Regions from separate parts of the Homo sapiens genome. Here regions 1, 2, 3, 4 and 5 are each linked to region 6. Evidence: chromatin loops called from intact Hi-C (ENCODE). Cell type or tissue: endothelial cell of umbilical vein. All regions are shown on one strand.

Evidence for each region. Peaks named below come from ENCODE experiments on the same cell type or tissue, not always from the same donor. Only the 100,000 strongest peaks of a DNase experiment are listed, where the experiment ranks them.
Region 1: a loop joins it to region 6, with 17 times the contacts of the local background. A loop is called at or near these places in 102 of 110 quality-filtered maps.
Region 2: a loop joins it to region 6, with 5 times the contacts of the local background. A loop is called at or near these places in 18 of 110 quality-filtered maps.
Region 3: it touches region 6 in a loop (10-fold over the local background); 18 of 110 quality-filtered maps call a loop at or near these places.
Region 4: a loop joins it to region 6, with 12 times the contacts of the local background. A loop is called at or near these places in 59 of 110 quality-filtered maps.
Region 5: it touches region 6 in a loop (7-fold over the local background); 68 of 110 quality-filtered maps call a loop at or near these places.

The regions. Positions count from the first base shown.
Region 1 is chr11:124,667,075-124,671,074 of GRCh38, forward strand. SIAE (sialic acid acetylesterase) reads right to left here. Exons shown (of 10, transcript NM_170601.5): 2 at 2,286-2,447. Among named protein-coding and RNA genes, the nearest start is that of SIAE, 4.7 kb to the right of the region's middle. In endothelial cell of umbilical vein, a CTCF peak has its summit at 2,238 (motif pointing right); a DNase peak (open chromatin) is centred at 2,247.
Region 2 is chr11:124,400,230-124,404,229 of GRCh38, forward strand. It overlaps a transcript of OR8B3 not described here. Among named protein-coding and RNA genes, the nearest start is that of OR8B3, 3.2 kb to the left of the region's middle. In endothelial cell of umbilical vein, a CTCF peak has its summit at 2,271 (motif pointing right); a DNase peak (open chromatin) is centred at 2,312.
Region 3 is chr11:124,744,771-124,748,770 of GRCh38, forward strand. NRGN (neurogranin) reads left to right here. Exons shown (of 4, transcript NM_006176.3): 2 at 733-959; 3 at 1,195-1,212; 4 at 1,634-2,440. The coding sequence ends at 954. VSIG2 (V-set and immunoglobulin domain containing 2) reads right to left here. Exons shown (of 7, transcript NM_014312.5): 5 at 3,874-3,993; 6 at 3,620-3,764; 7 at 2,704-2,897. The coding sequence ends at 2,765. It overlaps NRGN-AS1 (NRGN antisense RNA 1), which reads right to left and starts at 2,195. Exons shown (of 4, transcript NR_197587.1): 1 at 2,003-2,195; 2 at 1,469-1,560; 3 at 1,145-1,228; 4 at 1-125. RefSeq lists enhancers at 607-1,140, 1,675-2,208 and a silencer at 2,175-2,434. In endothelial cell of umbilical vein, CTCF peaks have their summits at 1,214 and 1,970; DNase peaks (open chromatin) are centred at 2,031, 2,241, 3,231 and 3,961; H3K4me3 peaks cover 1,093 bases; H3K27ac peaks cover 1,933 bases.
Region 4 is chr11:124,642,480-124,646,479 of GRCh38, forward strand. The region is part of intron 7 of SIAE (sialic acid acetylesterase); the gene reads right to left. Among named protein-coding and RNA genes, the nearest start is that of TBRG1, 22 kb to the left of the region's middle. In endothelial cell of umbilical vein, a CTCF peak has its summit at 2,054 (motif pointing right); DNase peaks (open chromatin) are centred at 1,342, 2,072 and 2,612; H3K27ac peaks cover 1,285 bases.
Region 5 is chr11:124,756,921-124,760,920 of GRCh38, forward strand. ESAM (endothelial cell adhesion molecule) reads right to left here. Exons shown (of 7, transcript NM_138961.3): 2 at 1,429-1,607. ESAM-AS1 (ESAM antisense RNA 1) reads left to right here and starts at 2,214. Exons shown (of 2, transcript NR_120577.1): 1 at 2,214-2,493. RefSeq lists enhancers at 1,308-1,467, 2,961-3,030. In endothelial cell of umbilical vein, a CTCF peak has its summit at 1,590; DNase peaks (open chromatin) are centred at 1,631, 2,861 and 3,621; H3K4me3 peaks cover 2,472 bases; H3K27ac peaks cover 3,366 bases.
Region 6 is chr11:124,836,043-124,840,042 of GRCh38, forward strand. No RefSeq gene overlaps it. Among named protein-coding and RNA genes, the nearest start is that of ROBO3, 27 kb to the right of the region's middle. In endothelial cell of umbilical vein, CTCF peaks have their summits at 1,113 (motif pointing left) and 1,666; DNase peaks (open chromatin) are centred at 559, 1,119 and 1,599; H3K4me3 peaks cover 947 bases; H3K27ac peaks cover 1,121 bases; H3K27me3 peaks cover 1,532 bases.

The sequences.
Region 1 (4,000 bases), 170 kb before region 6:
TGTTATCTCTGTCACCTAAATATTATTGGTAACTTAATTGTTAGCACCATGTAAATCCCACTTCTTATTTTTAAACCACAGCAGTTCTTTGGATTTCCAAATCAGCATCATTTACTGAGAGTGCCATTATTTGTACACAATGCTCCTTATTTCTAAGGTGACCCAGCACAAACAGAAAGCACTGAGAGTCCCTTGAATCCTTCACTTTCAGGACATCCTGCAAGTCACTGACGGCATTTAGATCCAACAGAGAAGCATGTCTCAATCAGCTGAAGCTTCCCTTTCGGTCTTTTAGTTTACCCAACAACATTCTTACCTTAAAAAGTCTTAAAACCCAAGAATTAGAAGCACTTACCTTACATCAATGCCTGGCATATAGTATTTTTAAATGTTTGCTGAATGGAAATGAATTTTGAAGAGACTGCATCAGGGTCTGGATCACTCGGGATTGGATCATCAGTTTTGTATACTGATAAAACCAACCAGACAATCCTTGCTTTCGGGGGCCAGTACAATTCCCACAAGCATCCCTGTCACATATATATGCTAGCCATTGCTCAAACCACCAATTTGTACCTGAACTCCACCTCCACCTCTGAGCAGCCTCCTCATCTGTCTCATTCGCACCTCCACATCACACAGCTATAGCGCTATCTGTAACATCCAGCCCTGAGCATGCCTTCCTTCATCCCATAACTTCTAGCTTTGCCTCCTCCACACCGGCTTCTATATCTTTATCTCTTCTAGACAGAGACTCACTCCTTTGTAATATCTCCCTGCTCATGAAAACTGCTAATTCTCACCTTCCTGAACATCCCCACAGCCACTCTATGAGGTCAAACCCTCATCATCTCTTGCTTGGATATCACAGCAGCCTGCCCACCACCTCTATCTTACTGATCTCCAATCCATCTTCCACAGTGCTGCCACAGCGAACTTTCTAAAATATCTATCATATTCTTTTGCTGTTTAAAAATCTGTCCGTTTAGAATAAAACATACACTCCTTAGCAATGACAAACAAGTCTCCCTGTCTTTCCAACCTATCTCCTGTCATCTGCCCAGTCACACACCCCCCAGTGTTCCAGACCAACCAACCTGCCTGGCATCTCTCCCATGGCCCAGGTACACTCAGGCCTCCATGCTTTTGCCAGGCTATTCTCACTACCCAGTGTGCCCTGCTCACCTCTCAAGATGAGCCTCAGACTACGTAATTATCCCTACTCTCTACAAAGCACTCCCATCGCACCTTGTTCTTCCTCACTGTGGCACTTATCACACTTAACGATAACTGCTTACTATCTTCCTGTCTAACCTGCATGCCTCATTAAGGAAGAGGACATATCTGTTTTACTCATCACTGTATCACCAGTACCTAGCACAGTATCGGGCACATAGTAGGCTCTCAATAGATATTTGAATGACTGACTAAATAATAATAGTAATAGTTACAATCATGACTGCTAAAACTGACTCTGCACTTGTGTGCCAGGCACTGTTACAAGTCTTTACCAGTGTTAATTCGTTTAATTCTCACAGTAATCCTGTAGGTATCATGACGATCTCCATTTCACATATAAACTGAGACATGGAGATGTTATATTACATGTCCAAGATTATTCAGCCGTATAAATGACAGAATCAGGGCCTGAAAGCAGTGACTTCCAGAGCCTTAGACTACCAATATGAAGTCTTACATTCTTACATTATGGCACTCTCAGTAAATGATGCTGACTTAGAAATCCAAAGAACTGCTGGTTCTAATATATTGGTTTAAAAATAAGAAATGGGATTTACATGGTGCTAGTCTTGGGTTTTAAGACTTTTTAAGGTAAGAAGGTAAGAAGGTTGTTGGGCAAGGACTACCAGAGTTCTTACCCTCTCCTCCATACTGCCTCTCCTCTATATATGATTCAGCTCAAATACCATCTTCTGTGGAAACCTTCCCTTACCACCCAGTCTGAGTTCAATGTTTCTCCTCTGTACCCCAAGACACCCCACATGTACCTTCATCATAGCATTCATCACGCTGTCCTATATAACTTGGTATCTATTCCCATTATTCTGTAAGTTCCTTGAGAACAGGAACTTTGACTCAGTCTTATTTTTGTTTGTATCCTCAGTGCCTAAGCACATGGCAAATATTCAAATAACTTTTATGGATGAATGGACAGACGGATGTAGGGACGGATGGATAATGTGAGCTACAGCATTAGCATTCATTTTCAGATAATCCAGCAGGTGGCAGAAGAGGGCAATAGCTGAACGGAAGATGGGCTGCCTTACCTTTCACACTGGTCACTTTCTTCATGATGGTTTCCTGACCTTGGCGCAGGGTCACGGTCACTGTGGCTCCAGGTGTACCGAAGCCCCATATCACTGCCCCAGCAGGCTCCTTCTGCAGCACCATATCATTATTGATGTATGAAGCAAAGCGAAAACCAATACCTAAAAAATTTAACAAACACTGAGGGAAGCATCATCGGAGAGATATAGCACCAACTGGATCAAGTGAAACAGCAAAGAACATACAGTCTTTATGCAAGAGAATTTTAACATACTAAGTCCCTTTAATCGTCTAAAACTGGCTCTTCTTCCTCCTAATTAGGCAAGCAACATAACAAGAACAGTTTCCAACAGTATGCATCATAGCACATGATGACCACTAAGGAAAATTCCCAGAGCCCAAGGCAACCAATGGACCATAGTCTTCCCTCTCCTTCAGAGCTCTTGATCTTTTTTTGCTCTTGGGCTTGGCCCTAACGCTGGGCTCTCTCCCGCAAAATCACTAAAATGCTCCTTTCATGCACCTATAGATGGTGTTTATGAGAAAAATAAACCACTTCCTTTCCCTACTTTCCATTACCACACCTGCTCCTAATGACTGGGAATAAAACAGCATGCCTCTCTCCAAACAGCCTTCCCTAATCTTTTTCCCCTTCTCTATCTCCCCTTTTCTATGCCACTAATGCCAATTTCCTTCAAATAATGCCCCTTATCATGGTTTTTTGACAACCCAGTGTACTGCATCAAAAATTCTAAATAAGCCCTTATAAATACTCATGACAAGTCAGCTTCCTTCTCAGGTAAATTCAAATAAATCAAGACACATAAATAAGGTCAGTGAGAGATAGAAGGTCAACATGTCTGAACAAAGGTCTTCTGTCACAATTTTACCCATTCCACAAGCTAAATTATACTAAAAGGACAAGAGAAAGCACACTAGAAACTGGATTCTATTCTAGAGAGTCACTAACAAGACTGAATAAGAACTCGCTTTAACGACATCATTCCTATTTTTAACATCCAGCCTATATAAAAGTATTTTATTAATACAAACATCCATCCAAATTATCTCAGCGTGTTCCTCATCAAAACTTAACAAGGAAAAAAATAAAACAAATTATATCCCAATTTATCTGAATAAAACAGACCCCAAACTACCTAAAATAATTAACAAAATTTAGATCTTTTTAAGCATTTTAAACAAAAATGATAGGCAGAAAAGAGAACCAGAATTAACAAGGCTGACATTTTCCTCCCTGGAAGCTACAAATGATGAGGGCCCCTTCGGCTATACTTAACAGGGCAGCACAGCTAATGGAGTCGCCTACACAGCTCCGTGGCCTATTTATCCTGCTCTTGGAATAACAGCCCAGTCCCTAAAAATCCTCAGCGCTCTCTTATGAGCTAGTGTGATCAAGAAACCTACATGACAATGAAAGATCACCCAGAAGGCCTACTGGGCTGGAGATGCACGGTTACCATGAGCAAAATGCTCTAAGAAAAGAATACAACGCCCCAGAATTGCATAAGCAGGTTGGCAGCCTGCTGGAGGGAAGGGGGAGGCACATGTGTGGGAGGGCCTTGTCTTGGGTAGGTGCTTCATATGGAACCAAAAAAAGGAAAACCACAGACATAAATAAGAGCTAAGTAGAGAGAGGGTGGGGGTAGGGGAATGGCTGCAGCTTGCACATTTGTGTGCAGTCAGTAGTCCATAG
Region 2 (4,000 bases), 440 kb before region 6:
TATTTATGGGATACAATGTGGTGTTTTGATAAATGTATACATCATGAAATTATTAAATTAAGATCATTAACACACCTATCAACTCACATACTGATTTTCTGTAGTGTAAACACTTAAAATCTACTCTCTTAGCAATTTTGAAATATATATTGCATTATTATTAACTATACTCTCCAGTCAGTGCAATAGATTCCAAAAACATATACCTCCTTTCTAATTAAAACTTTGCACCCTTTGACCAACATCTCATTCCCCTCACCCCCAGCCTCTGGTAACAACCATTTTGTTTTTTTTCTTTTTATTATACTTATTTATTTAAAAATATTTGAGACCAGGTCTCACTCTGTCACCCTGGCTGGAGTACAGTGGCACGATCTTGGCTCACGGAAGCCTTGGCCTCCTGGACTCGAGCAATCCTCTCACCTCTGCCTCCTGAGTAGCTGAGAGTACAGGCGCCTGCTATCACACCCAGCTAATCTTTTTTTATTTTTGTAGAGACAGGGTCTCACTGTTTTACAGGCTGGTCTCGAACTCCTGGGCTCAAACAATCCTCCCACCTTGGCCTCCCAAGGTGTAATCTCCCAAGGTGTAATCTCTCACACCTGGGATTACAGATGTGAGCCATCACACCCAGCGTAATTTTAAAATTTCTATAATTTTATAAGATAATATTCCAAAAATATATATATTCATAGTTATTAATGAAAATTTGTACTTTCTTTTGGAACATAAATTCTTTACATCAGGCTTTGTGCTAGAAATAGCTATTTGCAATGCTTTTTCCAGAATTTTTAATGAGTGTATCTCTAGTTTCTTTTACAGTCACTGTTTTAGTTCACATTGACCTGCTATAAGAGAATACCTAAGACTGGGTAATTTATACAGAATTTTCTTGGCTAATGATTCTAGAGGTTGGGAAATCCAAGATTGAGGTGTCAGCATCTTGCAAGAGCCTTCTTGCTGTATTATCACATAGGGGAAATGCAAAGAGACAGAGAGAGAGAGAGAGAGAGAGAGAGACTGGAGCTGAACTCATCCTTTTGTAAGAAACCCACTCTTGCTATAAAGGCATTAATTCACGAGGGGAGAACCCTCATGGCCTAATCACAATCACCTCTTACAGGTCTCGTCTCTTAATACTGCTACAATGGCAATTAAATTTCAAGATGCATTTGGGAGGGGACAAACAATCAAAACACAGCAATCATCATCAATGAGAAATTATATATGAAAAGTGGTAAGAGTTTTCAATAATTTGTACCACCATTTAAAACTTTGCTATTGAAATCAGATTTTAAAAATATAAGAGTTTTTTTCCTTTCATTGGCGTATTTAATGTTGAATCAGTTTGGAATCAATTTCACTTTTTATTTCAAATATTACAAAATAACAAAGAAGCTCTAATTTGCAGAAAGTGTATGCATTGTTAGAGTAACCACACTGCAACCAGCTTAGATGCCACCAAAAGGCTCCATCAGCTGCTGTAAGAGAATATATGGAGAGAAGTATCTGATCTGGGATACTTGGACAGAAGTATCTGATCTAGGGCTTCTGCTTGGAGCAGTGGCCCTAGGATTTCTGGCCTGGTCTCCCACCACCACAGAAGGCAGCACCTAAGGCTGAGCACTGTGCTTCTTGGGCACCCAAAACATAAGCTCCACCAGCAGCTCCATAGGCCTCTTGTCCACAATGGTCTCTGTCCTTCTCTCCATGTGACAGCTGTAGCTGGTGTCCAGGTGGTGAAGTGCCTCTTTGGTCAGGCTGTGAAATAGAACAGTGAGTACCTGACTTGGCCAACTGTTCTTGCATCTAGGCAAAGCATACCATCAGATACTCTCCACTCTTGCCCTCCTGACAGCATCTTTTTAGGCTCTGTAGCCTCTGTGCCTTTTGCATGTATTCTTATAGGGCTTCTACATGAATAAAACTTTCTTCCAATTAAAATTGTATTTATACAGCTGGTATAACAGAAGGATAACAAAGATGTACAACAGTACCCATATCTTCAAGAAAGTCACCAATTTGCAGATACAATACTTCCAAATATCCACAAGTTGGTTTTAAAAATGCTTCACATTCTGAAACAGTTCTTCAAATCTCGAATTATGTTAGTTTTTAAACCTACGTTTGAATGTTTAATCAATTCAGTTTTATGTAAATTATAGCTTTAATTTTAAAAATTGAAAATTTTTGCCAGGATGATGAAAAGAGTGGGCCTGTAAAATAAGTCTGTTGATTCACAGCAGAGCCAGGCATTTTGCTGACTTATCCTCCACCAGGGGGTGCTGGTGACACGGATATCATATTCAGACTGCACGGTGCATGCCAAACCTGCGACTCATATTTTACTTTTGTTTGTAGTCATGGATGCTGCAAATCTTTGTTTGTCTTTCGTAAAATGTGAAGTTTTTTAAAGATGTGCTCTTGAGCAAAACTTAGATCAAACCATTTTAAGCTATTTAATCAGGCATCTTAATGGATGTAGGCGAGAAAATGATAGAGGCAGACATGAGGCCTTCAGATTTCTGCATGGTAGAGTAAGAGCTTTAAACAAATCCATTACAATAAGGTAAGTTTACCTAATAAATGTATATAAATGATGCTTCTTTTTTTTTTTTTATTGATCATTCTTGGGTGTTTCTCGCAGATGGGGATTTGGCAGGGTCATAGGACAATAGTGGAGGGAAGGTCAGCAGATAAACAAGTGAACAAAGGTCCCTGGTTTTCCTAGGCAGAGGACCCTGCGGCCTTCCGCAGTGTTTGTGTCCCTGGGTACTTGAGATTAGGGAGTGGTGATGACTCTTAATGAGCATGCTGCCTTCAAGCGTCTGTTTAACAAAGCACATCTTGCACCGCCCTTAATCCATTTAACCCTGAGTGGACACAGCACATGTTTCAGAGAGCACAGGGTTTGGGGTAAGGTCATAGATCAACAGCATCCCAAGGCAGAAGAATTTTGCTTAGTACAGAACAAAATGGAGTCTCCCATGTCTACTTCTTTCTGCACAGACACAGCAACAATCTGATTTCTCTATCTTTTCCCCACATTTCCCCCTTTTCTATTGGACAAAACCGCCATCGTCATCATGGCCCATTCTCAATGAGCTGTTGGGTACACCTCCCAGACGGGGCGGCTGCCGGGCGGAGGGGCTCCTCACTTCTCGGACGGGGCGGCTGCCGGGCGGAGGGGCTCCTCACTTCTCAGACGGGGCGGCCGGGCAGAGACGCTCCTCACCTCCCAGATGGGGTCGCGGCCGGGCAGAGGCGCTCCTCACATCCCAGACGGGGCGGCGGGGCAGAGGCGCTCCCCACATCTCAGACGATGGGCGGCCGGGCAGAGACGATCCTCACTTCCCAGACGTGATGGCGGCCGGGAAGAGGCGCTCCTCACTTCCCAGACTGGGCAGCTGGGCAGAGGGGCTCCTCACATCCCAGACGATGGGCGGCCAGGCAGAGACGCTCTTCACTTCCCAGACGGGGTGGCGGCCGGGCAAAGGCTGCAATCTCGGCACTTTGGGAGGCCAAGGCAGGCGGCTGGGAGGTGGAGGTTGTAGCGAGCCGAGATCACGCCACTGCACTCCAGCCTGGGCAACATTGAGCACTGAGTGAGCGAGACTCCGTCTGCAATCCCGGCACCTCGGGAGGCCGAGGCTGGCAGATCACTCGTGGTTAGGAGCTGGAGACCAGCCCGGCCAACACAGCGAAACCCCGTCTCCACCAAAAAAATACAAAAACCAGTCAGGCGTGGCGGCGCGCGCCTGCAATCCCAGGCACTCGGCAGGCTGAGGCAGGAGAATCAGGCAGGGAGGTTGCAGTGAGCAGAGATGGCGGCAGCACAGTCCAGCTTCGGCTCGGCATCAGAGGGAGACCGTGGAAAGAGAGGGAGAGGGAGACCGTGGGGAGAGGGAGAGGGAGAGGGAGAGGGTGCTTCATTCTTATAGCAATTTTTTTAGTCAGATGTAAGTAAAGATCTTAACTGGTATAAATACGTTCTATAGCT
Region 3 (4,000 bases), 91 kb before region 6:
GGAAAGGGCTTCTTGCTCCTGCAGGTCTTTTCATTTTCTTTTCTTTTTCTTTTTTTTCTTGGAGTGAAGCCTTTTCTTTATCACTTCATCCAAATCATCTCCTATCTCCTGTGTTTGAGTTCATCCTTGGGCAGTGGAAAATGAAGAGTCAATGGGAAAACAATCTCTGGGCCTCTAGCCTTAGGTCGGGGGAGGCTGGCTCACTGACTAGTATCCCCATCCTCTCCCTAATTCCAGCTGTGAGCTTTCTGCATTTCTACTGGGGAGAGGGCTGGCGGACTGAGGCTTCTCCATCCTCTCCACGGAAAACCCTGGACTCAGACTGGGTCCTTCTGAGCTGGAGGTACCCTCTGAGAGCAGGGGGACAGGCGGCCACTCCAGGAGTGCCTGCTGCTGTTTTCCTTGCCCCTCCAAACCCACCCTCCAATCAGCTCTGCAGACCCCTAACTCGGTGCTGGTGATGGGCCTGGCTCTCCCGCACCCAATCCTGCCTGCACTTCTCTTTCCTGAATTGAGACATGACTGTCCACCTGGCCCTGAACCTTCTTCGCCTGTCGCTGCCCATGCCCCAGTGAGTGTCCCTGCCATAGCCCTGCTCCAGGCTCGACACCCCTCTCTGTACCTCCCACCCCCGCGTCGCCATAGTCCCTGTCCCTCAGGGCTCTATTCCTACCCCACTCCCGCGGATCAAGACCCAGTGACCCCACAAGAACCCCCCTGCTTCGCCCCCAGGAGAACGCCTGCTCCAAGCCGGACGACGACATTCTAGACATCCCGCTGGACGATCCCGGCGCCAACGCGGCCGCCGCCAAAATCCAGGCGAGTTTTCGGGGCCACATGGCGCGGAAGAAGATAAAGAGCGGAGAGCGCGGCCGGAAGGGCCCGGGCCCTGGGGGGCCTGGCGGAGCTGGGGTGGCCCGGGGAGGCGCGGGCGGCGGCCCCAGCGGAGACTAGGCCAGGTGAGGCGGGCGGCGCGCGGCTGGCTGACAGCTGCCCTTCCCCAGCCCTCCCCAGGAGCAGGGGGAGAATAAGGGCGGGTTGGAGGTGCAGGGGGCGTGGAGGGAGCTAAGGGTTGGGGGATAGAAATCCGAGATGGGAGGTGGGTGGGAAGAGGCTGAAGGTTGCGCGGATTCCAGGAGCTCACCTGTTTCTCCCTCTGCATCCTCCCTTCTGCCCCGCCCTGGACCGAAGAAGAACTGAGCATTTTCAAAGGTAATGAACACGGCCCCTAGGCGGCGGGGTGGGACCCGTGAGTGGGAGAAAAGGATCGAATCCCCAGCCCTTCCCTCTGCCCACCCTCACCCCTCCCAGCCGGGGAAAATGCACCCTGCCCCTGCGGGTTTTCTGATACATCCAGACGCCCGAGGCTGCGACGGGGACATACCTGGACCAAGACATGCGCAGCCACCCCATTTGGCTGCACAAGCCCGGCCAAGGGGCAGAAATACATCGCGGCGCGCACACGTACCTGCCGCGGGGCTCATTTCAGCGCTTTGACTCGGGGTGGGGGTTCTGGGTGACTGGGGCCCTCTGGCACTCACCGCCCAAAGAATCCTGGTACTGAAAGGGGGAAGGGTGGGGGGAAGAGGAAGTAGCAGAAGAGGGCAGGTTCTCAGACCTTTTCTCTCCTCAGTTCCCGAGGAGAGATGGATGCCGCGTCCCCTTCGCAGCGACGAGACTTCCCTGCCGTGTTTGTGACCCCCTCCTGCCCAGCAACCTGCCAGCTACAGGAGCCCCCTGCGTCCCAGAGACTCCCTCACCCAGGCAGGCTCCGTCGCGGAGTCGCTGAGTCCGTGCCCTTTTAGTTAGTTCTGCAGTCTAGTATGGTCCCCATTTGCCCTTCCACTCCACCCCACCCTAAACCATGCGCTCCCAATCTTCCTTCTTTTGCTTCTCGCCCACCTCTTCCCGCACCCAGCATGCAGCTCTGCCTCCGCAGCCTCAGTGCGCTTTCCTGCGCGCACTGCGGAGGGCGCCCTAAGCGTCACCCAAGCACACTCACTTAAAGAAAAAACGAGTTCTTTCGTTCTGTGCGCAGCTAAAAGGGGCGCCCTACATCTCCGTGCCACTCCCGCCCCAGCCTAGCCCCAAGACTTTGGATCCGGGGCGAGATGAAGGGAAGAGGGTTGTTTTGGTTTCGGACGACCCTTGCTCTGACCGGAAGAGAAGTCCCTATCCCACACCTGCCTGTCACGTTCCCTCCCCTTTCCCCAGCGCACTGTTGAGGGCAGCCTCTCCAGCTCTCTTGTTTATGCAAACGCCGAGCGCCTGGGAGGCTCGGTAGGAGGAGTCTTCCACGGCCCCGCCCCGCCCCTGTCGGTCCCGCCCTCCCCCCCGCCGGGCTCCTGGGGCTGTGGCCGAAAGGTTTCTGATCTCCGTGTGTGCATGTGACTGTGCTGGGTTGGAATGTGAACAATAAAGAGGAATGTCCAAGTGTTCAGAGGGTGCCGGGGGAGGGAGTTTGGGTGCACAAGGCCTCCGCTTGCAACTTGAACAAGCCTCCTTGGGCCAAACCAGAAACCAACAATCGGGGGCTGGTGGGGTGAAGTGGAGGGGCACCTAGGTTGAAACCCACCCCTTTGACCCGACCAAACTTCCTGCCTACCTTTTCTCGGACTTCAAGCCCATTCCTTCTCTTACTGTTAATACTCTGAGCCGCCTAGAGGAATTCGCCATACCAGCAGAAAGAAGAAGGAGACAGTATGGTACCCACAGACTTTAATTATTGATATTCCCCCTCACCGCCCTCAGGGATCGGGAGAAGTCACACGACCATAGGGAGCTTGGACTTGGTGGTCGTCACGGTGCTGGCAGACGAGGGTCTTTCCAGGAACCCCTTGCTAGAATCAGCCCTCATACAAGTGTGCTCAGAGATCCCAGGAGCGATGGCATCCTCCCTGATGGGTATAGGCAAGTTCTGAGTGAACAGTAGAAGCCTCCTGCGGAGGAGGGCCGTCCTCTAACCTGGGGACTCTTAAATTTCACTGTGCTTGAGAATAATCTGCGGAACTTTGGTTAAAATGAAATTTCTGGGCCTCATCACTCCCCAACGCACAACTACAGGAAGGCTAGAAGTGGCCTGAATCTGAATGTATAACTAGTTCCCGGTGATTTCTGTCCAGGTAATCTGAGGACTCCACCTGGAGAAATGTTGCTCTGATCCCTATCCTAGACCCTGACTGGCAGCTAAAGTGGATGACAGAGGCAGTTTCCCCTCCCCTTTCCTGATTTCCTCCACAGAAGAATTGAACTCAGCTGACTGCTCAGGACAAATCCATTTCCTGGCATCTACAAGCCACTACTACTCCCAGGTGGTTAAAATATATGAAAATACCTTCGGAACAGAAAAGTAAACTTTATTAAATATGAGGAGGGGCAGGGCAGTCCTGCAAACAGCTTCCCTGCCACAGCTTGTGGACCAGCCACTCCACCCTGTACCGCTTGCCTGTACCCTCAAATACACAGGTTACACTGCTGCCACCAGCAAATTCCACGGCTGAACAACACCTCCTGCCCCTAAACACACTGAATGATGTCGGAGTTTGAGGGTTGCAGGCACCCGCTTTTAACTCAAGCCCTTTCCTCCCTCCTTGCGCCACCCCCCAGCCCTCCTGCTCACCGAAGGTCACTACCCCCATATGTCTCCTTGGGCTTCTTCCCCCTCTCTTTCTGGAACCTGACCAGGCAGAACGCAGCAACTGACAGCAACAGCACGCCCAGGAGCACCCCAATCAGAGCTCCGGCCACTCGGCCTTGGGAGGGTTCTAAGGAGATACAGGACCCTCACTCAGAATTGCAGGCTTTCCTCGGCCCACCAGCCGACAGCTTCCCCAACACAAGGCTGCTGGCCTGGCCTCCACCCAGCATCCCTACCGGTCACAGAGAGGGTCAGCTCACAGGATGCACTGCCCATCTGGTTGGTGGCCACACAGCGGTAGGTGCCCGAGGAGGTCAGGGAGAGGTTGGTGAGAATGAGCTGGCCAGACACCTCATCTAGAGG
Region 4 (4,000 bases), 190 kb before region 6:
AGAAAGTGACAAGTGCACTGGAGAAAAATATAATAGGGAAGGAGGAGAGAGTGTCAGAGTTGAATGAAGACTAGAAGGAGATGCGCAAAGAAGCTATGAGGATATCTGGGTATGTTAGGCGGATGACCCACAGGGAGCCGCATCCTTATACAATACTCTCCTCTTTGTGGTAGGGGGAACTCGTAATTTGATTCTAACCAATAGGCTATGGCAAAGGTAATGGGATATCACTCCTGTGATTATGTTGTATATGGCAAAAGTGAAGGGATTTTGCAGATGTTACAAGTAACGTCCCCAGTCAGCTGACTTCACATTGATCAAAAGGGAGAGTATCATGGTGAGCCTGACCTAATCAGGTGAGTCCTTTCAAAGAGGGTCTAGAAGCCAGGCCCCCTCCCCTGCTGGCCTTCAAGAAGTAAGCTGCCATGAGTTCTACAGCTTCAAGGAGGTGAATTCTGCCGACAACCACATGAACTTGGAGGAGAACTCCAAGCCTCAGATGAGACTCCAGCTCTGTCTGACACCTTCACTTCCACCCTCAGCAGAAGATCCAGCTAAGCCATGCACGCCCAGACTTCTCACCCATAGAAACTGAGATAATAAATGTGTGTTGTATTGTTTTAAGCTGCTAAATATGCAGTCATTTCTTACTCAGCAATAGAAAACTAAAACAGCAGGAAAAGAACTTTCCATGAAGAATGGAAAAGAAAATGGCAGGCCCCAGGACGGGAGTATGCCTAGCGTGCTTAAAGAAAAGTAAGGCAGCCAGTGTGGCTGGAGTGGCATATGCAAGGCAGAGAGAATTAGAAGGTGAGGTCGGCGGGTAATGTGGGCAGGGGGCACATCATGTATGGCCTTGCTGACCTCAGCACACGGGGACCCACTGGAGCCTTCCGACCCGACTTACACTTCAAAGAGTCACTTTGATATATTGAGAATATCCTACAGGAGGAGAAAAAAAGGTAAAAGCAGGAAGAAGACCAGTTAGGAGGCAATAATACAAGGGAGAGATGATGGTGGCTTAGACTAGCGCAGGAGGAGTAAAGGTAGTGAGAAGTGGTCAGATTCTGAATGCAGAGTGAGTTAACAGGATTTGTTTTCATCTAAACGGAAAGTTGATACACTCCTACTCCTGCAAAACACACAGGCTCCCAGAGAAAAAAATCTTTACTATTACTATGACACAGGCAGTCCAGCTATTTCTTCCTTCTTTTTCTGATGTTTACATCACCCTGTCCTTTGATTTAGATAGCATCTTATTCTTAGCTCCAGTTCCAGCCAATGAGAGGCATCAACCTATTATCTCTCTTTTACAAACCATGATCTAACTGTAAGTCAAACCACAAACTGGGAAGCAGTCTGGGCCAGCAACAACATTTTTTTTTGACTCCATTTCAAAATGTCTGACCCCATCAGAGGACTGCATTTTACACAGACTGTTCCACCCAGCCTTATTACTCACAGCCCAGAAAATACCTGACATCATCCCTATGAATGTGGCCAAATGCAACTTTGAATCGAGGATATTTTCTGCTCTCTGAGTTGCTCCAGAAAGATGAGAAAATCATCAGGAGTACACGGAGAGGTTGCAATAATAACAGAAAGGAGCCTTGGATATGATATGGAACCAATAGGCCATTTACAATTCTCTTATTAAAATTATCTTAGGCAAATCAGCTTTAACATAGGAAATGATAGAAGGTGCCACTGAAGCCTCACAGTAGAATCTCATGAAGACTAGAAAATGGGAATAAAAAATCTATTAAGTCACCCTACTTCTTCCACACCCAGAAGACAAAGTGGAACCATGTGCACCAGCCAGGGTCATAATGAAGATCACAGTAACAACGCCACAGGAAAGAGTCTGTGGTGAGAAAAAAAAAAAAAAAAAAAAACTAGCCTGAAGCTCAACAGGGAGCAATGCTAATAACAGTCCCTCAAGTCAAGGGAATTTTCTCAAAATGGCAGTTTGCTGAGAATTCTTGCAGCAATTCACTTTTTCATTGACTGCACTATTATATACTCGCCACATGGGGGCACCGGCGTACTCCACACCCACATGAAATTCCTGTTTTCCTAATCTGAGATACAGTGGGGCGCTAATCCGTCTCCCACAGTGGCTGGTAGAAATACTGCGGCTAATAAAGGCGTGGACCAGCCAAAGAATATAAAGCTGGCCACGCTCACAAATAACATGCTGCAGTTTGTGGTCTGTTCAACTGTTCCTCCAAATCCCTATTTAAAAACCACACTCCTTGGGACTCCAGCCCCTAGCCTCTTGCTGTTTCGCTCTCAGGCTCCAGGTGGCCTTTCTGCTAATAAGTCTGGGATACACGTGTCCAGCCCTGGTCTCTCCGTGGAACTCACATCCTCCATCTCTAGCTGTACTCTAGTCACTGCAACCATCATTTCAAACTTAGCACTTCTATGAAGCCAGTTCCTCTTTCCTTACAGACCAACTGTCCCTCCAGATCTTCTGATTTCTCTCATCAACAATATTCAACACTAACATTATCTGGTATGTTCCCGGCTTTCCATGGATGAACTCATTCAATATTTAAAATAACAAAGAGTTCAGTATCGTGTTCGAAATCACGTGGCTCAGGAGGTGTCACAGCTAGCATCTGAATGCACTTAGTCTAGCTCAGACTCAGTCTGAACCATGACGCTGTCATGCTGGGTATTTCCCTTTGAAGGGATATGTTTATATTTCCAGACTTCCACTAGTAACCAGCATGTTTTTGTTGGTGATAATAAAGTTAAAACCTGGAGGTTAAGGGACTTTCACTAAACTGTAAGGCATAAGTACAAGAATCAGGTCTTTCTGATTGCTATATTTCTTTTTTTTTTTTGAGACGGAGTTTCGCTCTTATTGCCCAGGCTGAGTGCAATGCTCACCACAATCTACGCCTCCTGGGTTCAAGCGATTCTCCTGCCTCAGCCTCCAGAGTAGCTGGGATTACAGGGATGCGCCACCACACCCGACTAATTTTGTATTTTTAGTAGAGACGGGGCTTCTCCATGTTGGTCAGGCTGGTCTCGAACTCCCGACCTCAGGTGATCCGCCCACCTCGGCCTCCCAGAGTGCTGGGATTACAAGCGTGAGCCACCAAGCCCGGCCTGATTGCTATATTTCTAGCACCTCACAAGATTCACAGCATATAATAAGCATTCAACACATACTTTTGGTTTGAGTTGGCTAAAGTCATACTCAAATCACCATGTGCACAGGCCAAGGGAGAAAAAAGTACTTCCAAAGCCCAAGTGTAGTTTCCACCAACAGGGATGCAGAACTGGTGACAGGAGCTGCTACTTTGAAAATAATGAGCAGAATAATCTTATTTCAAAGTCAGAACAAATGCAGGAAAGAAGAAAGAAAATAATCATAAAGGCATTTTAAGTGAGAAGGTCTATACAAATATTCAAAAGAAGGTACAGTGAAAAGGACAAGGTAGGGGAGTGGGGAGGATGGTGAGAAGTCATCTGTGGGGCGTGCGGAGGTGGTGTCTGGGACCATGGATGTCCCATTTACACAGGAAAGCCTACTCTGTTGTCATGTTTTAAGATGGGCATTGTTTTTATATCACCTTACTTGTTTGATTTCTTATGTTCTAGAAAAACCAGCACTACCACCGTGCTAAAAAGTGTAGTTCATATGAACATGTGGAGGCTAGGCAATTATGAACTTGGTCAAATATGTTTATTCTTTTTATGCAAGGCTGAAAGCAGAATCTTTCTGACTAGTTATCTCTAATTAAATGTATGGTTTCTCTTGCTATCTTTTTTCATTCACATGTTAAGCCACTATTTAACGAGTGCCAATCAACTACATACGTACTAGGGATGTTAAGTGTGACCCAGGAAAATGTAGTCATGTAGGCAACCTCATGCAAATAAAAAGGGGAAGTAGAGAGAAAGGGGGCATCTAACTAATCTGGATAGTCACAGAAGGCTTCCTAACTAATATGTAGGCTGTCTGGGACCTAAAGGATGATTAAAG
Region 5 (4,000 bases), 79 kb before region 6:
GGTCCTCTTCACCAGAACAGTTCTTCGTTCCTGCGCATTGTCTCATCTCCCAATTGCGGTGTTTAGAAAGGTGACATAATAGTGGGAGGAGGGACATGTAAATAGGAGGTATGTATATATGCAACTCAGACTGCTGGGGTGGATCCAGGTTTGTAAGACCTGAAACTTACACAATGGGGAAGGCATCTTGGAGGAAAAAAATATTAAAAATGTATTTTAAAAGTATCAAATGAGGCTGGGCACGTTGCCTCATGCCTGTGAGCACTTTGGGAGGCTGAGGCAGGTGGATTGCTTGAGTCCAAGAGTTCAAGACCAGCCTGGGCAATACGGTGAAACACAGTCTCTACAAAAAATACAAAAATTAGCCTGGCATGGTGGCGTGTGCTTGTAGTCCCAGCTACTCAGGGGGCTGAGGTGGAAGGATTACTTGAGCAGGAGCGGTAGAGGCTGTAGTGAGCGAAGACTGCACCATTGCATTCCAGCCTGGGCAACAAGAGTAAGACCCCTGTCTCAAAAAAATCCAGCTGACTTCCTTGAACACAGTTTTCAGGGGTTCTGAACATTGTTTCATTCTCTTCTGGGGTAAATCTGTATTTGGATGTAAGCCCGGTGTCAAAACAGATGGGTGGGAGATTGTGGGAGGAGATGGCCCCTTGGCTCTCAAGGTGGTATACAGGGGGGCAAGGTGACAGATGAGAATCATTTGGGAAGAGAAGTGGCCTGTGACTTGACAGTATTCAAAGCAGAGAATGTGAAAACAGAAATATGCTAACTTTTTTTTTTTTTTTTTTTTTTGAGACAGAGTCTTACTCCGTCGCCCAGGCTGAAGTGCAGTGGCTGGATTTTGGCTCACTGCAACCTCCACCTTGTGGATTCAAGCAATTCTCTTGCCTCAGCCTCCCAAGTAGCTGGGATTACAGGCGGGTGCCACCATGTCCGACTAATTTTTGTGTTTTTAGCAGAGACGGGGGTTTCACCATATTGGCCAGGCTGCTCTCGAACTCTTGGCCTCAAGTGATGTGCCCACCTCGGCCTCCCAAAGTGCTGGGATTACAGGTATGAGTCACTGAGTCAGGCCAGAAATATGCTAACTTTTATAAGTCGTGTGTGTTACTTCCCCTAAGCGTTTCCCAGTCCTCAACTTCCATTCTTCCCCTCCTCCTCTCCTCCCTCATAACCAAGTAAAATGCCTCTCACACTTTTACAGTATTTTGTGTGCTGGATTTTTAGGGAAAGCCGGCAAAAGATAATTGTTTGGGAAGTCTCCAATATCAGAACAAAAACTGAACTGGTGAAGACTTCTGCTTTTCCCTGAAACTCCTTCCCCGGCCCCCATTCCCTCTCCACCCCTCCCACCGCTACCAGCTCTTTGCTTACAACCCCCTCTGGGCGCAACTTGCCGCTGGCTGACAGGCGTTCTTCCCTCACCTGATCCTCCTTTTCTTTCTGTTTGAAGAACCACATCACAAAGGGCACCTCCCATGGCTGGGATGAAGACACCTCCCCGTGCAAGGTGTACCACGCTGGAAGCACCACTTCCCCTCCCTCCACCGCCTGCAACCGGTTGGCGGGCAAGTGCAGTTGCAGCTGGGCCCGCGAGGGGGGCGCTGGAGACAAGAGCGAGGCGTGAGTGCCCAGGACCGGCTCCCAGCTCCGCCCGCGGACCCTGCCCTACGCGGCTTCACCAGAGAGCGAGGAAAGTCGCTTTAACTGGAAAGAGGAACCTTGCGGGGTCCGGCCCCTGGAGGCCTCAAGGGGTGCCCAGGGACCACTGGCTCAGTGTCCTGCTTCCCATTTCATCACGACTTCTCTCCACCGCCAGCCTCTGCAGTTGTAGCGGGGATGGGGACACATTTATATGCATTTATTCGTATCCAGAGGCGCAGATTTCTGAGCATCAAAGAGAGGGGGCAGATTTCCAGCGAGGAGGGGAAGATATGAGAAGAAAGGGTGGACCGACTGTTTCTGTCGTACGCGCCACGTAGCCCACTTGCTTCCCTAGTTTTCCTGAGGGAGAGTAGGGATGCTGCTCCGGGCCGCCAGGGTCCCTCACTCCCGAGTTCTCAAAGGGCGGAGGGGTTTGGGAGGCCGTCTGGTTACCTATTAACCCTGCGGCTCCTTCTGAGCTTGCCAGGAGCTGGAGAGAGCAGAGCAGCCCAGCGCCCAAGCCTGACCCAGTGAATGCGATGCTCCCCGCCCTCCCGCGCAATCTCAGAGGCGGGCTTCCCTCGGAAAACGGAGGGTTGAAACCCAGAAAGCTCCTCGGAGCCCTTCTGGGGTTCGGGCGATCTGGGCAGAGAACTCTCGGGTGGCAAGGAATTAAGGGCAGCGCGAACGACGGTCTCTAGACAAGTATGAAGCCTCCCCTGAGTGTGTCCGGCGCTCAGGGGGTGGACCGGGGTGTTGGTTTCAAGGAGGGGGCCATCGTTTGCACCACGGCGTCCAGAAATACTCATCCTTTGCCCTTCGGGGAGGCAACAGAGCAGCCAACTGGTAAGCCCTTTGGGGAATAACCTTGGGCTTGCACACGGCCAGGCCTGAGGATGATCGCCGCTCCAGTCCCGGGCCCTACTCCCTCCAGGCCTCGGCCCTCTGCCTCGGAGCGGAAGACGCCACCTCCGCGTGGCGAGCAGGCGGCCAACGCCGCGGGAAGAGGCCGCAGCCAGGCCCCGCTCTCCACCCTCGCCCTAGGAGAGCCAGGCTGAAGGCCTCTAAGGGCTGGGAGCCGATCCGGCCAGGATGCAAGCCTCCCCCACCGCTTCCCGGCTGCGCCGTACAGAACCCCCACCTCTGTTACTTGGCCTTCGCAGCATCCCCCTTCCCATTTCCTGGAGGATCTCTGTGGTCTGGGCAGGAAATTTGTACCCAGTGATAAGGCAGAAGACAATGAAGGGGGGGCCACTAGACCGGAGGCTCTACGGGAGGAAACAATCCCCGCCTCAAGGAGCTGGACGCCCCCTGGGGACCCGGCCCGCTGGCCATTCCGCTGAGGCCGGGCACGCCTGGAGCCTGCAGGTGCTGCCGGCTCTCCCCCAGCCTTTCTACGACACACACCCGGCGGCCAGAAAGGGTTTCCGCCGGGAAACTGCCTGGGGCCCAGAAGGGGCGCGCCCTTCCTTCACCTTGTGGACCACCAGCGACCTCCCCAGGTCCCACATTTATAATTCCACTTTCCAGAAGGTAGAGGAGAGTTAAAAGAGATAGTAACGGACACACTGGGGTCTGGGCACATGCTCCTTGCCCTTCGCCCTGTCAGAAACTAGGAACAGAAGAGGGCCTGAGGCTTTTCTGCTCTCCCTCCTGGGTGTCTGCTGGCTCGGAAGTCACCAACTGGTCCGTTTTTTTCGGTCCCAGGGTCCACGGAGCCACTGGGAGAGAAAAGGAGTCTGGTTGGGTCTGATCGAAGGACACTGGGACAGCCCAAGAAAGGGACCCTTCCGGCCCACAGCCCTCTCCGAGGCCAGAGTGAGGGAGCCGGCAGGGGCCGAAGGAGAGCGAAATGGGCCCGCTCCCCGGGGCTATTTTTAGTCTCCCTCTTTCTCTGAGAAACTCCCCCCGCGGGCTTCTCACGCCCCAGGGGCAGCAGCACTGAGCCGCCGAGGAGCCTACTGAGCCGGAGAGCCTCCTCCAGAGCCCAGAAGAGCGGAGCCGGGCGCCTGCACGTTGCACCGGGGTCACCAGTGCCATTTAACCCTCGAGTGGCTGGCGGGAACTGGGCAACCCCCCAGGGGGACCGATTGGAACTTTTGAGTCCAGGTCTTCAGTCTGACAAACTGAGGCTCAAAGCTGGGGTAGGACAAAGGGTTGCAGATGAGCAGCAGGTGAAGCCTGGGACACTCAGGCAGTCAACTTGAACTGTCCTCCCTGGCTTCAGAGATTCCCCCAGCCCCCACCCCCCACAAGGAAGGGGGATAGAGTTGGGGTGGAATGCAGAAGGAACAGAGCTGAAGTTGAAGTTGGGAAAGGCGGGATGAGAAGTCTGAGGGATCCTGGAGCAGGC
Region 6 (4,000 bases):
TTAGTAGTGATGGAGTTTTGCCATGTTGGCCAGGCTGGTCTTGAACTCTTGATCTAAGGTGATCCGCCAACCTTGACCTCCCAAAGTGCTGAGATTACAGTCATGAGCCACCGCGCCCGTCCTGCATTCTTGCTGTGTGTGTGTAACCCTTGCTATAGTTATATAATTTAGGTTGAATTTAATTTATACGTTGACTATGATCTGAGGGTCAAGATCATTTGGGATAAAGGAGAGATCAACTACATGTCCGTATACTGCAAGTTAGAATTTAGTTAAGAAGGCCCTGAGTAGATTCCAGAATTATAATAAAGCTTTCATTTTTAGTTTGAGGAAACTTCAATATGGGCGACAGAACAAAGAACTCGGGTGGTAGGAATTAAGTTGGTAGGAATTAAGAGGGTGCCTGCCAGACGGGCTGGAAGTGAAGGAAGCCATGTGCCTGCAAAGCTGTTTAGGGCTGCCATGTGTTTATGCCCTGGCAGAAACCTCTGGTTAGAAGTTAGATCGCTTACATTTTTCTTAAGTAACCCATTTTGTTACATCCATATGTTTTCCCTCTTTCCAGAAGGAAAAAAAAGTATCAGCGAGCCCTTCCTCACGGATCAGGAAGCTCAAGGGATTACTCAAGTACATTGGCGGCAGTTACAAAGATATTTTCTTTTTTTTTTTTTTTTTTTTTGAGACGGGGTCTCGCTCTGTTGCCCGGACTGGAGTGCAGTGGCGCGATCTCGGCTCACTGCAAAGCTCCGCCTCCCGGGTTCACGCCATTCTCCTGCCTCAGCCTGCCAAGTAGCTGGGACTACAGGCGCCCGCCACGACACCCGGCTAATTTTTTGTATTTTTAGTAGAGACGGGGTTTCACCGTGTTAGCCAGGATGGTCTCGATTTCCTGACCTCGTGATCCACCCGCCTCGGCCTCCCAAAGTGCTGGGATTACAGGCGTGAGCCACCGCGGCCTACAAAGATATTTTCAAGCATTGTTCTCCCTACCCCAAATTTCTGAGTCATTTAAGTAGAGAAACAGCTCTTTTGCCCTGGCTCATATATGAAAAAAGTAGAATTCAGGCCAGGCTTCAAGTCTAGGGATGATTCTCATTAATGAGGTTAGGTCTGCCACCTGGTGGTGAGAAATAAAATGCCACTTGATTTTCTCATCTGATCTGTCCATATACCACACTTAAAAATTCCACTTTGCAAATCCATCCTTAACCTCTGACTCGGGTTGTGCTTGCCGCCAGCCAAAAGTTCCCAACTGATGACAACGGCACCGACACCTTGGGGAGAATTTTTAGGCAACCATCTGGAACTCATTCCCTATGAACACATTTGAAGTGTTTTAGAACACTGGTAGGTGGTTCTACAACACTTCAAATGTGACTTAAGGTAGATTTTAGGAGAACAAGGTTCTCCTAAAGAGGAAAGATAGCACTAATTCATTCATTAGTACACAAACTATTGTGTAAAAAAAAACTATGCTCTTCAATTTGTAAACAAATGTGTAAGACAATGCCCCGCTCCATCAGTGACAAAGAGATGGGAGTGGATAACCAAGTTAGGCTGGGAAAATAAGAGTAATTCTTGCTTCCCGTTGAAAGGCTGAGGAGAGTGCAGAATCATCTGAAGCCATTAGGGGGAGTGCTAAGTCTTCAGAAACACACACACACACACACACACACACACACACTCGAATACTAGAATATGAATTCTGGAATATGTCCACAATTATTTGGGGATTTGGCCTATGGATCCCTCACAGAGGGTGAAGATACCCAAGTACCCTGGAGAGCTTCAGCTTCCAGTAACCTCCTCCAGCACTGAAGACTTCAGCTCCTTCCTTTTTTCACCTGCCCCTATTTTCCTTTCCTTGTAGGCCAGTACTCTCAAAGTGTGGCCCCCAGTATCACCACTGTCACCACCTGGGAAACTTTCAGAAATGCAATATCTCTGCCCGTACCCCAGATCAAAGGAATCAGAAACTGTAGGGCAGGGTTAATAAGGCCTCCAGGTGATTTTCATGCAAGCTGTGAATCTCTAGTCCAGGGGTGTCCAATCTTTCGGCTTCCCTGCCACATTGGAAGAAGAATTGTCTTGGGCCACACATAAAATACACTAGCTAAAAAATTTTTTTTTTTGCAAAAAACCTCATCATGTTTTAAGAACATATATGAATTTGTGTTGGGCCGCATTCAAAGGTGTTCTGGTCTGCATGCGGCCCATGGGCCGTGGGTTGCACAAGCTTGCTCTAGTCTTAGGGTGATCCTCTGGGCACAGACCAGGGAGACTTGTCGGAGTGGGAGCTAAGGGGAGAAGCAATGGGTCCTAGAAGCCAATCTAGTTACCCAGTCCAGCCCAGAGTGTTAGAGGGAGCAGAGAACAGCCACAAAGGGAGGTGGCAGAGGTTTTTGCCAACTGAGCACCAGCTTTGTGGACACTGACCCTCCAATCACCCTTGGTCACAAGATCTTCAGATGGGAGACTCAGTCTTCAATTAAAGCGACACTAGAGAAGAATCCCTACAGTACCCAGAGCAAATAAGATAAATAGGGCTGTGTCCACCCCACCTGGGTGCAGCTCCAGCTCTTTTCACTCCCTTCCAGATCCGCGGAAAGCACCCCTGACACGCATATATTTGTGGATGGGATACCTGGATTGAGAGCGAACTCCATCAACCCCCCGAGACACTGCACCCTGCTCCCTCCTCTGCTGGAGGAACTGCCACTTTCTAAAGGAAAATACTATTTAATGTGCAGAATTACAGTACACACAATACTTATAGTATGGCAAGTATTAGTCCTTGGTATTTTTTCCGCCACCTTTTCCCATCTCCCCATCCTGTATGCCTGTGCCTCCTTACCTTTCTAGCACAAAACAGGCACTTAAAAAATAGTGCAGAATGAACAGCTGAAGCTTGCTTCTACTATCTTCCATATTTTTCTCTGGCTGCTGTCAAAAAGCGCCAGCTCAGAGCCAGGGTGGCCGACTTTGTCACAGTCTCTGCTGGAAAACGACATTTTTTAGGGGGAAAATCATAAGCCAATGCAGACATGTCCCTGCCCCCTATTCCTTCTCCCTGCACGTGGGCACACAATGGGCGGCCGGCAGAGGTGGGGGAGTGAGGAGCACAGGCTCCGTGTGTCCAAAGTCCCGGGTCACCTCGGCCTGGAATCCATCTAACTCAGCTGCAAACCAGAAGACGCGGCCTGGGAGGGGCGTAGAGCCCTCCCCCACCTCCCCGGGCTGGGTGACTGTCAGGCCGCATCTGCTCCAAATTTATGGCTCCTCCTCGGGCCGCCGCCGGCCTCTCCACGGCCTCTTTACCAACTGCAGCCCCAGCTGAGACCCCTCCCGCGGGGAGGGAGGGAACACGAAGCGCGGCCGGGGCTGGGGGCGGGGAGCAGGTGTGAAGCGGGGTGGCAGCGGCGCGCGGTCACCCTCCACCGCGCCGCGGAGACCCGGCGTCACCCCCACGCGCACACAATGGCGCGGGGGCCAGGCCGAGGACGGCCCATTAGCGGCTGATGGAGGAGGCGGGAGCCCGGCGGGCCGCCTAATCCCCGCACGCGGACACCTGGGTGGGAGCGCGGGCGAGTGGAGGGCGCGCCTGCACGCAGGATCCCGGGCTGGGCAACGGCCTAGACCGCCTCTCGCCAAACCTCCCACGCCAGCGCCAGTCCGACGAACAGGAGCTGGTCCAGCGAACAATAAAAGGCCCCGGGGCTGGGGAGGGATGGAAGCGCCCTTGGAGCGCGCAGGCTACGGGCGCCCCCGGCAGCGCCCCCGCGCCTTCCCCTCCCGCCCCGCGGCCGCTGATTGCCTATTGTGCGTCCCCTCTGCGGCCGCCCGCGCGATGCACTCTGCGAGCTGGCCCCTTCGTTTCTAAATGAGCAGCCAGCGCCGCAGACACGTGCCAAGGGAAGGGTAGTTCACTGCGTGGGGCGGGGGGACATGCAATAAGACAAGAGACCGCACGGAAATAGCTCCGTGCCCGTCTGCTGCACTG